2 separate regions of the Mus musculus genome follow, and region 2 is linked to region 1. The links are chromatin loops, found by intact Hi-C in ENCODE. Cell type or tissue: heart. All regions are shown on one strand. Each heading gives the region's core, and the rest is flanking DNA. Links, peaks and the distances in the headings are about the cores only. Region 1 has its middle 50 kb from the start of Gm33055. Region 2 overlaps Cyp1b1 (cytochrome P450, family 1, subfamily b, polypeptide 1).

The links. A loop is a pair of places that touch in the nucleus more often than their neighbours do. Peaks named below come from ENCODE experiments on the same cell type or tissue, not always from the same donor. Only the 100,000 strongest peaks of a DNase experiment are listed, where the experiment ranks them.
Region 2: a loop joins it to region 1, with 2.5 times the contacts of the local background. A loop is called at or near these places in 1 of 42 quality-filtered maps.

Annotation. Positions count from the first base shown.
Region 1 is chr17:79,784,633-79,790,016 of GRCm38, reverse strand. No RefSeq gene overlaps it. Among named protein-coding and RNA genes, the nearest start is that of Gm33055, 50 kb to the right of the region's middle. In heart, for the core only: no CTCF peak of the experiment used is centred there; a DNase peak (open chromatin) is centred at 3,116.
Region 2 is chr17:79,704,025-79,709,346 of GRCm38, reverse strand. Cyp1b1 (cytochrome P450, family 1, subfamily b, polypeptide 1) reads left to right here. Exons shown (of 3, transcript NM_009994.2): 3 at 1-2,407. Among named protein-coding and RNA genes, the nearest start is that of Cyp1b1, 8.4 kb to the left of the region's middle. In heart, for the core only: no CTCF peak of the experiment used is centred there; a DNase peak (open chromatin) is centred at 3,066; H3K27me3 peaks cover 311 bases.

The DNA of each region.
Region 1 (5,384 bases), core at 158-5,157:
GTGTGTGTGTGTGGGGAGAGAGAGAGAGAGAGAGAGAGAGAGAGAGAGAGAGAGAGAGAGAGAGAGAGAGAGAAATATGCATGGTTAATCGAGAAGTTGAGTCAATTGCTTAGCTGACTTCAGTTTGTCTTTCCAGATGTTTAGCCCAGATCTTTAACATATATCGATGTAGGCTGAGAGGGCCACAGCTGGAGCTCTGAGGTTCTTGTTTCTTGTGCCTCTTCACTACAAATTGTGCCGTGACACATGGGTAGTTACAGGGAAGAGGATGTTTTATTAAGGGAGACACAGAAGTGTGCCACCTTTCATCCGCAGCCTGGTTCCTAGAAGACAAGAAAGGGACAAAGCCTGATCCACAGTGACCTTTTATGGGTCCTTACCATAGCCACCCCTATGCCTAGCTCTTCTGAGACTGGGCTTTCTGAGCATGCTCCTTTGGTTGAATGAAGCCCAGGTAGGTTGAGGGTTGCCAGTCTACCTTTTATGTTAATTTCTGAAATTTTCTTCACCACAGTTTTTAATTCTTCTGCATCAGATCCTAACTGAGTCCAGTCAAGAAGAATGTCACTCTGTGGGTTTGGCGTGCGAATGACTAAATTTGATTTTTTTTTTTCTTTTTTGTCATACCCTAACCTAAACCCCTCAGATATTGACAATAGGATTATGATGTGATTATTCCAAGACAAACGAAGAGGAAGAGCAGAGGAGGCAATGCAACAACCGAGGAGTGTGAACGGCATTGCGTTCAGTAGTAGACAGTGCACAGGGCAAACGCTCTCAGTTTTAGCTTCACAGAGATCTTGCCCTCACTGTGTCTGAAAATGAAACTCAGACAAGTTCTTGAGTTGAATTCGGGTTAAATGGCCCACTTTTGAGAGTCAGGTGGGAGCTCGGTGCAATGTAGATTTTCAGGTGAAAGCCTGTGACAGCATGGAGCCGAACCACAGAGCTTCTTTGTTCTCTCTGCTACTTCTTGGCTCTTTCAGTTTTCAAAGGCAAAAGAAGAAAATTTCTCTTCTGTTGATAACTCTTAAAAATGCTTATCACTAAGGTGCAGACAAGACATATTTCTTCTAGATAGCTTGGGATAGTCCTATAAACGCCTTGGGCGCCACATAAGGCTGCTGCCTCTCCAGATGGATGTTGAATCTGTCCCCAGATTGTGGATCATAGTGATAGGGAAGGGACTTTGGTCTGTGGTGGCAGGGGTTGCAAGAGAGGAGACTCTGACACTAAGCTGGGCTTAACAAGAGCTCTTTTTCCAAAGTACATTAATAATCTTCACTATCCTCAGAGATCTTTAAATCATCAGCATATATATATATATATATAAACATTAGATGCACATATCCTTTTCTGCCTTTCTGTAGTTTTGTAAGTCATAGTAAAAACCTGACATATTTTTGTGCTGGAAAAGCAGGGCCGTTTAGGGAATGACTTGAAATATTAAAATAATACAAACTTGTTAGGGTTAGGGTTAGGTTAGAGCTGGGAAGATGTTTACAGCACTCCCACACTGAGCTTGTTTTAATGAACAGAGAAATACCACTTGTCTTCATTGGGGGCTTTTTTTTTCACATGTGGATATTAACTTCTAAAAGTTTGAAAACAGCTTATCTTTCTGAGCAGTTTAGAATTCCTTTTATTTGCTGTGGCTGGACAGATGGCTCAGCAGTTAAGAGCACTTAATGTTCTTGTAACATCAGCATCTGCATGACTACAAGTGCCCGTAACGCTAGCTTCAGGGGGTCCAGTGCCTTTTCTGGTCTCCTCAGACACCTGCACTCATATGCACACTTCTTCACACATACATACACACATACATATAGTTAAATAAATCTTCATAAACAAGAAGTCCTCTTATTTACATTATTGTTGGCATTATATAATACAGATGCCTCAAAATTCTTTGCTGATACAAACTTAAAATCCAGTTGGATTCAGTTCCCAGTGGACACACACCAAGGACTGTATCCGTAGGACTGAGGTATGCATTTGTGCTGAGAAGTTGCTAGGATTCTGATGACGTGGATGTTTAGAAGGAACAGAGTAGAGTCAACGTCTTCCAGTGTTTGTTGAGTCTTTCTCTTTTGTACCTAAACAAGACTTGATGTGGTAAGCTGGGGGAATGAGGGGAGCCAACAGCTCAAAGGAGGATCAACCAAATAAAAAGCCCACGTCTTCTAGCTTAGAACCCTTAACAAAAAGGCCAACAGTCAGGAAAATCGGGTTATTTGAATTTCACTTCTCCTTCCTTAGACTCTTCAAACACAGTCTATTGGTTAGAAAGCAGGGAGCAGAATGGAGAGAAATCTAAACAGACAGATCAGCAGCTGGCTTTGGGTGAATTCTGAAATAGACCATAGAAAAGGAAACTGCTAAAATATTCTTTTTTGCATCTCTGTGCGTTGATCTTTCTTTGAATATTGCTTTCTTTTAGCATTTCATCTAGACTCTCTTTGCATGCATTTCCTTACCTCTAACCCCACTCCTTTCTCCCTGTCTCTTTTCCTCCAGGGTGAGTCCCCTGAGCACTGGGATGTATTTGACACCACAGCATACCCCCCACCCACCATCTCCTTGAACATTGTTTTCATGTGAAGTTCAACGCTCTTCTTTCAACTCAACCAAGATTGTTACCACACAGGAAATGCTTCATGTCCTCTCCTCGGGCTCCAAGGGTTTTGTGTTTGCTTGCTCTTCCCAGCTTAGAGGAGTTCTCATTTATGAGTTTTAAACTTTCCTCTCCCCTAACTCCTCAATTTCTTTTCCACAACTCAATTTTAGTGTCTTACCCTTGATCTCATCCATCCTTATTCTCTCCCAGTGTACGTAGGTCTCCAGAACTTACTGACCATGCACAGCTTGGGCTTTGTACCCCAGCTTCTCCCACCTTTATTTCCCCTCTTCCAGCTTGCAGGGAGCCGGTTAAATCCTGAGCAAAAATGTATTATTAACATGGACATAGGCATGTCAAAGACCTCAGTGACTCGGGTCCACTGGTGCAGCAAAGCCTACCCCAGGCAGACTCAGACAGATGGAAACCCTTTCTGCAGTCTGACAGGACCCGAAGGACCTATCAGTGTGAGCAAAACTTAGCAAGTGCAGCTTCCTCCTTCTGGATAACTGCCATGGGAGACTGCTTCCCTACACAGACTAGCTGACTCTCCCGCATGTGCTGACACAATACAACACACGGAATTTCCTGGCAGCCATGGCTCCGTCAGAGTGAGCACAGCCTATTTGATCCCAGCTTTTCTGTTCATGTGTTTGTGTGTCTGTCTTTCTTTATTTCTCAGTTACCCCAGTCAGGCTTCCAGGACAAGGTGACGAGTTTTGTTTCTGTGAGTGTGGTGTTCTAAGATTCTTTGTGGAAGTGAGAGCATGAAGCGTTTGTCTTCTTCATCTGACTCAGTTCACCGAACATCGCATCTGCAGCACTCATCCAAGTTGTTACACATTGCAAGGTTTTCAAGGCTGATTACTACTGTGTTGTGCACACACACATTCCATTCTTTTATTCTTTATTTTATTATTATTTTATGGGGAGACATGTAGGGTATTTCGACATCTCAGCTATGACAAATTGTTCAGAAATGAACATGAGAAGGCAGAAACACCCTTGAGATTTTGATTTCAACTTCCTTGGAACTGTACAAGGAAGTGAGATTGTTTGAGATAAGATCGTTTCTTCATTTTTGAGAAGTTTTAATGCTATTATCCAAGAATATACAGTAGAGAAACAATAAACCTCTTCAACGCATGGTCTTGTGAAAAGCTGGTCATCCACGTGTACAATAAACCCAGAAGCAAACCTCTATCTCATAGAAAAATCACCCAAAAGTGGATCAAATACTCTAATATATAACCCAAGGTTCTAAACCTTGAATAGAATAAACAGTGAGGAACCATCTAGACGTTGAGCTGAGCACTTATTCTTTGAGTGTTATACCAAGAAGATGGGCAACATAGGCACAGATGGACAAACCAAACTGTAGACACTGTGTTTTCCTATCTCTGGGAATATTCTGACCCAGATGTGGTGCTGTGTTCAACTGAAAGTGATGTGAGATGCAGGAAGGCACGTCACATCCAACACAGGGATGCTTCAGTTGGGGGTGGGGTGGGGGGAGGGGGTCCCCGATTCATCCACACTAACATTACAATGAGCATTACATCACAATGAACATTACATTACAAAGTGAACACCACATTGAACCTTAATGTGGAGACTTGAACAACAGGAATAGCTTTGGGGACAAAGGACTTATGGGTGACAAAGACAATGGAGGTGAAATCCCCACCACGACCCAGGCCTTCCACACAGTTAGTTCTGCACCCCCACACCCCTCATTTGGATCTCTGATGGGTACAGTTGTCATTTCCATTGCCTAGAATGCAACATGGGCACTTGGTATTAAAACCAAAGCTATTTTCCCAGTGGCTTTCTGTTTTACCTGGCAAAACATGTAACTAAAATTACCATGTAAAGTTTCATTTAACATGGAATTGGCAAGGCATGTTTAAAAAGCACCACACTGTTAAGTGTAGAGAGATAGGAAGAAGGCTTCACTTTGCAACTGGACAATGGATTACTTAAAGATGAAATATTCTAGTTCACTTAAGAAATCCTCAGCATGCAGGGTTTGCACTGGTGGTGCCTGAGAGTGCTCTCCTGCAGATCATTTCCACTGTGCAAACTGAGGACACTTATTCTCTATTTCTCTTGCACCCACAACTTCATGTTATCTGTCATTCTTTCAATAACGTTGAAAGAGATTTTTTTCTGTGTGTTGAGCTAATGTATGTCAGCTAATCCTGAGAGTCAAACAAGTTAAGATGTAATTGATACTTCAGAGTTGGCAAAGATCTTATCCATGGCTGACTCTCGGCCTGGTCCTTCTTCTCAGCATTCTTGATTTTCTTGAGGAATGTTCGGCTCATAGTGGGAACACAGAAGACCCTGAAATCATGGGACTGCTGATGGCAGATGATACTAGAGACCCTTTATGATGGGAGGAGTGGCATGAAGAAATGAACAGAGGAACGATTTCGATCTTGATGCTTCCTATCTGTACTTATTTTATATACAATTCTATTTTCTTCTTCTTCAGGGATAAACTCCCATTTATAGATATACAAGGCCGTAACTATACCCCAAAGCAACACTGCAAGCTCCTACCCAATTTCATGGCTTTGTAATTTTCAGAACAATTACAGCTCATCTCTCACTTCTCCCATTACTACTTACACTTTGTTGATTTTTCTTCAGATTCACTGGGGGCGTACATGTCCAAATTAAGTACCATTTTATCATTTCCTGCCTCTCCTTCCAAGTTTTCTTTGTTCTTTACTCTCCACAGAGCTCGCAATGTATTCCAATT
Region 2 (5,322 bases), core at 1-5,000, 81 kb after region 1:
TTACGGTTTCAAGTTTGGGATTGTAATGAACTGGTTTCAGTAATAAGTCTGATAAACTAAAAAAGGAACCCAGTGTTCCCAAATAGTATTCAATGCATATAAAAATTTACCTAACTGCTCATAAACATCATATGAATATTAACTATTCAATCAGGAAAACACTTGAATAATATATTTCTTATGTCATATTGCAAACCAAAAAGTATAATCAGTTGAGTGAAATTTGCCCAATTCCAGGAAACGAGCCTGACTAAATCAATCCGTTTTGACATCAGGGAACTGAGTAACAGAACAGTCTTTTCTTATTTATAGTTCATACAAGGGACAAATCTCAAAACTAAACCAGCGAAATATGTTCTGATCTGGTAATTGTAGTTACAACATGGATGGTTCTTTTGGAATTGACCCCATTAATATGTTAAGCTTACAAATTCTTGGTTTGCTTCGATTTTTAAATTAGTTTAAAATCCATCTTGATTATTTCGTTCCAGTTGAAGCTAGAGAAAATGTGATCATTATCTCGCAGAAGGTGAGAAACCTAACCTTTGCCTAAGAACAAATGCCAAATGTAAAAATAAATAAATGATAAGTAAATAAAGGCCATGAATGTTCTGGGTGTTCATTAGAGACCATATGATAGGAGGCTCACTACAACCAGTAATTGGTAGTTTCTTTTTCCGAGTTCTTACTATTGTTGTTGTAGTTGTTTTTTAAGTTGAGTATTAAAGTCTGTGTGTCTTTTGTTTTTGTTTTTAAAGTCAGAATCTGAAGATTGTCTTGGGAGGTTGTTTAACAACTGCTTCTTGAGACAGCAGAGATGCCTAAAATCAGTTTCTTTTATTTAGGATGGCACACCACGATGAGCAGCCACTTCCTGGAAGCTGAGAGAGGTTAGAAATACATGTATTCCGATTATGTAAACAATCCGAAAGCCCTTTGAGAAGCGTTGGATGGGTGGAAAAGTGGGGACAGGGCCCGTGGGGGGTTTCCCATTTCTGTTTTCATTTCGATTAGCCTGAACAAAAGAAGCCCTCAGCACTCAGAGAGCTTACTGCTGGCTCTGTTTCATTAGGCTTCTTGGAATTTTCCTATCAAAATTACAAAGGAAGGGGAGTGCGATAGTCTCTGTGTGCAGAGGCTGCAAGACAGAGAAAGCATGAGGAGAAGAGAGAAGTCTAGATGGTCCCCATTCACTCCAAATTAGTTTCCTGAAGTATAAAATTTGAGGCATGAATGTTTAGACAAAAGGAGTTTTGAGTGGCAGGCTTTACCTTCAAGTGTCTCTTAAGAGTGGCTGGAGCCCTGGCCCTTTCCTCCTATCTCCCCCATCTATTTTGTGGTTGCAAGTTGAATTATAAAAAATTACAATGTAAACCTTATTTAAATTTCTCCACAACAGAACCCCTTGAATGTGATACGCAGGTTGTGTCAGTATTTTAAAGGCCTTAATTTCAACAAAAATTAACTCTATGCAATAATTTTTAAGTTTTTCAGACATTTTAAAAGCATGCGCCTTAGTAAGGCTGGGACGGTGATTTGAGCTTCCATGGCCCTTTTACTATGAGAAATTTACAATAGTGAAAGTCTTCATGTATCAGTCTGGACTCCTTATTAAACCAACCAGACCCGGATGTTTTGTGAATGTAGGGGTCATTTTCATCTGATGCTTTCAGCAAAGGAGAAAGTAGAGGGGGCTACTTTGTTTATTATATTTAGAACCTAGTGAAAGGAAGAAGGGTACAAGCCAGGAAAGAGTAATAATTGTCATATTTGGAAGCTCGAATAGATTACAGGCTTAGTCAGAAAGCCTGCTTTTGTTTCTGCCACAGAGGGACTTCTTTTGCTGCTCACCATGTTCCTCAGAGTATCTACTTCAGATCAGTGCGGCAAAAGCATGTCTCATTAAATGCCTCATCTGTACAGTATAGCTTGGACTGTGTCAGAACGTTGCTTTTCCCCCCAAAACAAAAACAGATGCCTCAGGTGTGTTTGATGGATTAATCACAAGAATTCATGCCCCAGAACTTAGCCTTGACCTGTGAAATATTAGCACACTCTTATGCATTCCCACCAGGGCTGTACTACATTAAGCAGATAGATCACCATGTATGCTAATTAGTATGCTTTTCGCTGTGACACAATTGTATGGTAAAAGGTGTATGTTACCAGGTGATAATAACCCAGGAATAACTCCCCATTTAGCTGCTTCTTGTGTTATTGTACTTTGTCATATATGTTCTTAACATGTATATAGCTGATACAGTGCACACAGATCCTCCGTACACAGAATTAACTAACATGTAGCTTCTACCTTTGATATACCAAAATTTAAAATGTTCTGTCTTCATTATCTCTCATGAAACATTGTTACCTAAACAATAAAACCCAATGTCATAATCCTATGAAATTTCTTTTTTTTTATGTTACAGGAAATACAGTCTAATTGGTCATTTATTTCTACTGTGATCATGTGTCTTGCATTGAAACACTGTGGTATACAGTTCCAGCAGTCCCTACATGTATTAATCCAGCTTTCACACCACAATGTGGTGTGTACCTGCCTTCAACATTGTTAGATACCAGTGCATTACTCTCTAATGTTTAAAAAGAAAAGAGAGAAAATGCATTACAAACATTTTCTTGGGTCATCCCATACTCTAGCCTGTTTTCTCTTTTACTTTTTCCAGTTTCTTAATTCAATAGTTTTTCATCATCCAGTTTTCCAGCAAATTCATGGTCTTTACATTACTAAACTTACAAAGACCAACAAAGAGTTAAACTTGTAACTCTGAAAGACTGGATTGAATTCTTACCATGCGGGACCTAACATTTCTGCTCTATCTGAAAATGCAGGCTACGATGATCTCCACCCACAGCATGCTGGTCCTTTCTTTGAGCGTGCAGTTCATTTATTGTTAGGATTTGTGTAGCTTGATTAGTAAGAGTAGCTGGTGCCCAGTAGAACAGGACAGATGAGAAACGTCTCCCATGCACGATGTGGAAATGGTTTTCTGAGGCCCTGTTTATTTGGTAAGTGACACAGTGTCACAGGACCCATAGCCTGGGCCTCACTTCTGCACACATAGGCGTCAGGGCCCTGCAATGCCAGAGATCCTCACTTCTTCCAGACAACCACTCCTGTTATTAGAAAAGCAGGAAAACAAGCAGGAAAGCCAAGGCAGCGCTTCATGCCACTGATACTTTGGCTGGGAACATCAGTTCAGCAGCCAAAGGGATGGCTGTGAGTTGGGCTTGAAGAATAGACACTCATTTTTCAGAGAAATGATAAAAGGTTCTTGGAAAATGGTCATATCCGTTAAGGACAAGTAAGAGAAATAATTTCTTGGTGGGAAAAAGCCTAAAACCTCCATGGGATCAAGTTTTTTGTTTGGGGACAGGAAGTGGGAGAGAGTAAACCCAATTCATCGAATAGAGTTCAGGCTTGATGCAGGTGGGCGTGAAGGCAGCTCTGGGCATCAGCCAGATGAACTCCCTGGAAGCTCAGAAAGGCTGTTCTGGGGACACTCCACCTTTTTGCATATGTGTTCCAGAAACTAACTGGCTTTTAGCCCTCTCTTATTCAAGTTCAGTGAAACTTTGCTGTATGGCTTGGGTGTCTTAGTCACCCGTGAGAGAAGAGGAAAAAGAAGGAAAACTAAATATATTCAGATACAAAAACAATTCTGTTGTATTTTGGATTAAACTATTTGGGGGGTAAGGGATGGCTCACTATGCAAAGTGCAAGCACGAAGTCCTGCATTTGGATCCTAACACTCACACAAAAGCCAGGTGTGGCCGTGCCCATCTGTAACCCTGGCACGGGGGAGAGACACAGGAGAAGTCCAGGGCTCGAAGGCCAGAGCAGCTGGAACAGTGAGCTCTGGCTTCCGTGAGAGATCCTGTCTCAAAAAGTAAGATGGAGCAGTGACTGAAGAGATCCCAATGCTGTCCTCTGACCTCCAAATACGCCCATGCCAGTGATGATGCACATACAGGCACACACACCAAAACACAGGAGAAATCTATGCAATCTCTAAGCATCAGTTTATGTTTCAAACTCCTTTACCTGACAAGACAAGCACAAACTTTAAGAAGAAATGGTACTACTGTTTTTTTTAGCTTGTTTCAGGTAAGAGAGTAAGAAATAGAAGGCAGGACTACTAAACAGTTTTGGATTAGAGTACTAAAATAAGCTTGAGCACACTCTAGTATGGCAGTCTTATGGGGGTAATATAGAAAATAACTTAGAAGTGTGCTCGTCTGGATGGTCCCTGAAAGCTGTGCCTTGGTACTGTTCATCTCTTCCCAACTGGCCTATGATTGGGAATAGAAGGTGGTTTGTCAGCCATTGAGACTGTGATCTTCAGTCACAGCAGTTTCCTTTCTTTCAGGGGACATACTATTGCAGATACACTCTAGTGGTTTCATTTATTTATTTATTTATTTATTTATTTAGCAAGCAAGTTGGCATTAGTAAGCCCTGGGGCTGTGTGAAGCTCCCAGGATTCTCACCCAGTGCCGAGGGGAACACAAAATGATACAGTGTGACCCGATTCCAAGGCATTCTCCTACAGTGAGGAAATAAGTACCTATTTCCTAAGTGTTTATGGTGGCTCTATTCATAATTCATCCAAACTCCAAATGACATTTCTTTCAAAGGTGATTAGCTAAGGTGAATGTGGTACAGCCATACACTAGGATAGGACTCAGCAATAAAACTGAATAACTGTGCATAAACACAGCTTCTAGATGATTGTCAAAGAGTTAACATTGGTTAAAAAAAAAAAAAGTCAGTCCCAGTTGCTTGTGGTGGAGCATGTCTTTAATCCCAGCACTTAGGAGTCAGAGGCAGGCAGATCTCTGAGTTCAAGGCCAGCCTCATCTACAGGTGAGTTCCAGGACAGCCAGGGCTACCTAGAAACCCTGTCTCAAAAGATAATAAACAAACAAACAAATAAACAAGCAAAAACAAAAACAAACAAACAAACAAACAACCCCCAAAAGCATGGAAAGGTTATCAATATGATTTCTTGCAATAAGTTTACTGATGGAGAAGGGTAGATTTGATTCTTCATTATGGAAATAGTTACATGGCCATATAATTTTATTATGATGAAAACAAAAGTTAAAAAGTTTTAAGGGGTTGTTGGCGTAAGTGAGCTTCCAAGGACTTGATGTAGGTTTCCAGAGTGCATGGCTACTATTTCTTGCCTAAGCAACAAGATGGACACTCTGAGAGGGGAGGTCCCGCCCAGGTTGGTGAAGAGGGGCCAAGGCCTGTGTTGACATCCTTGCTATTTGGATGGTGTGTATTTGTGTGTA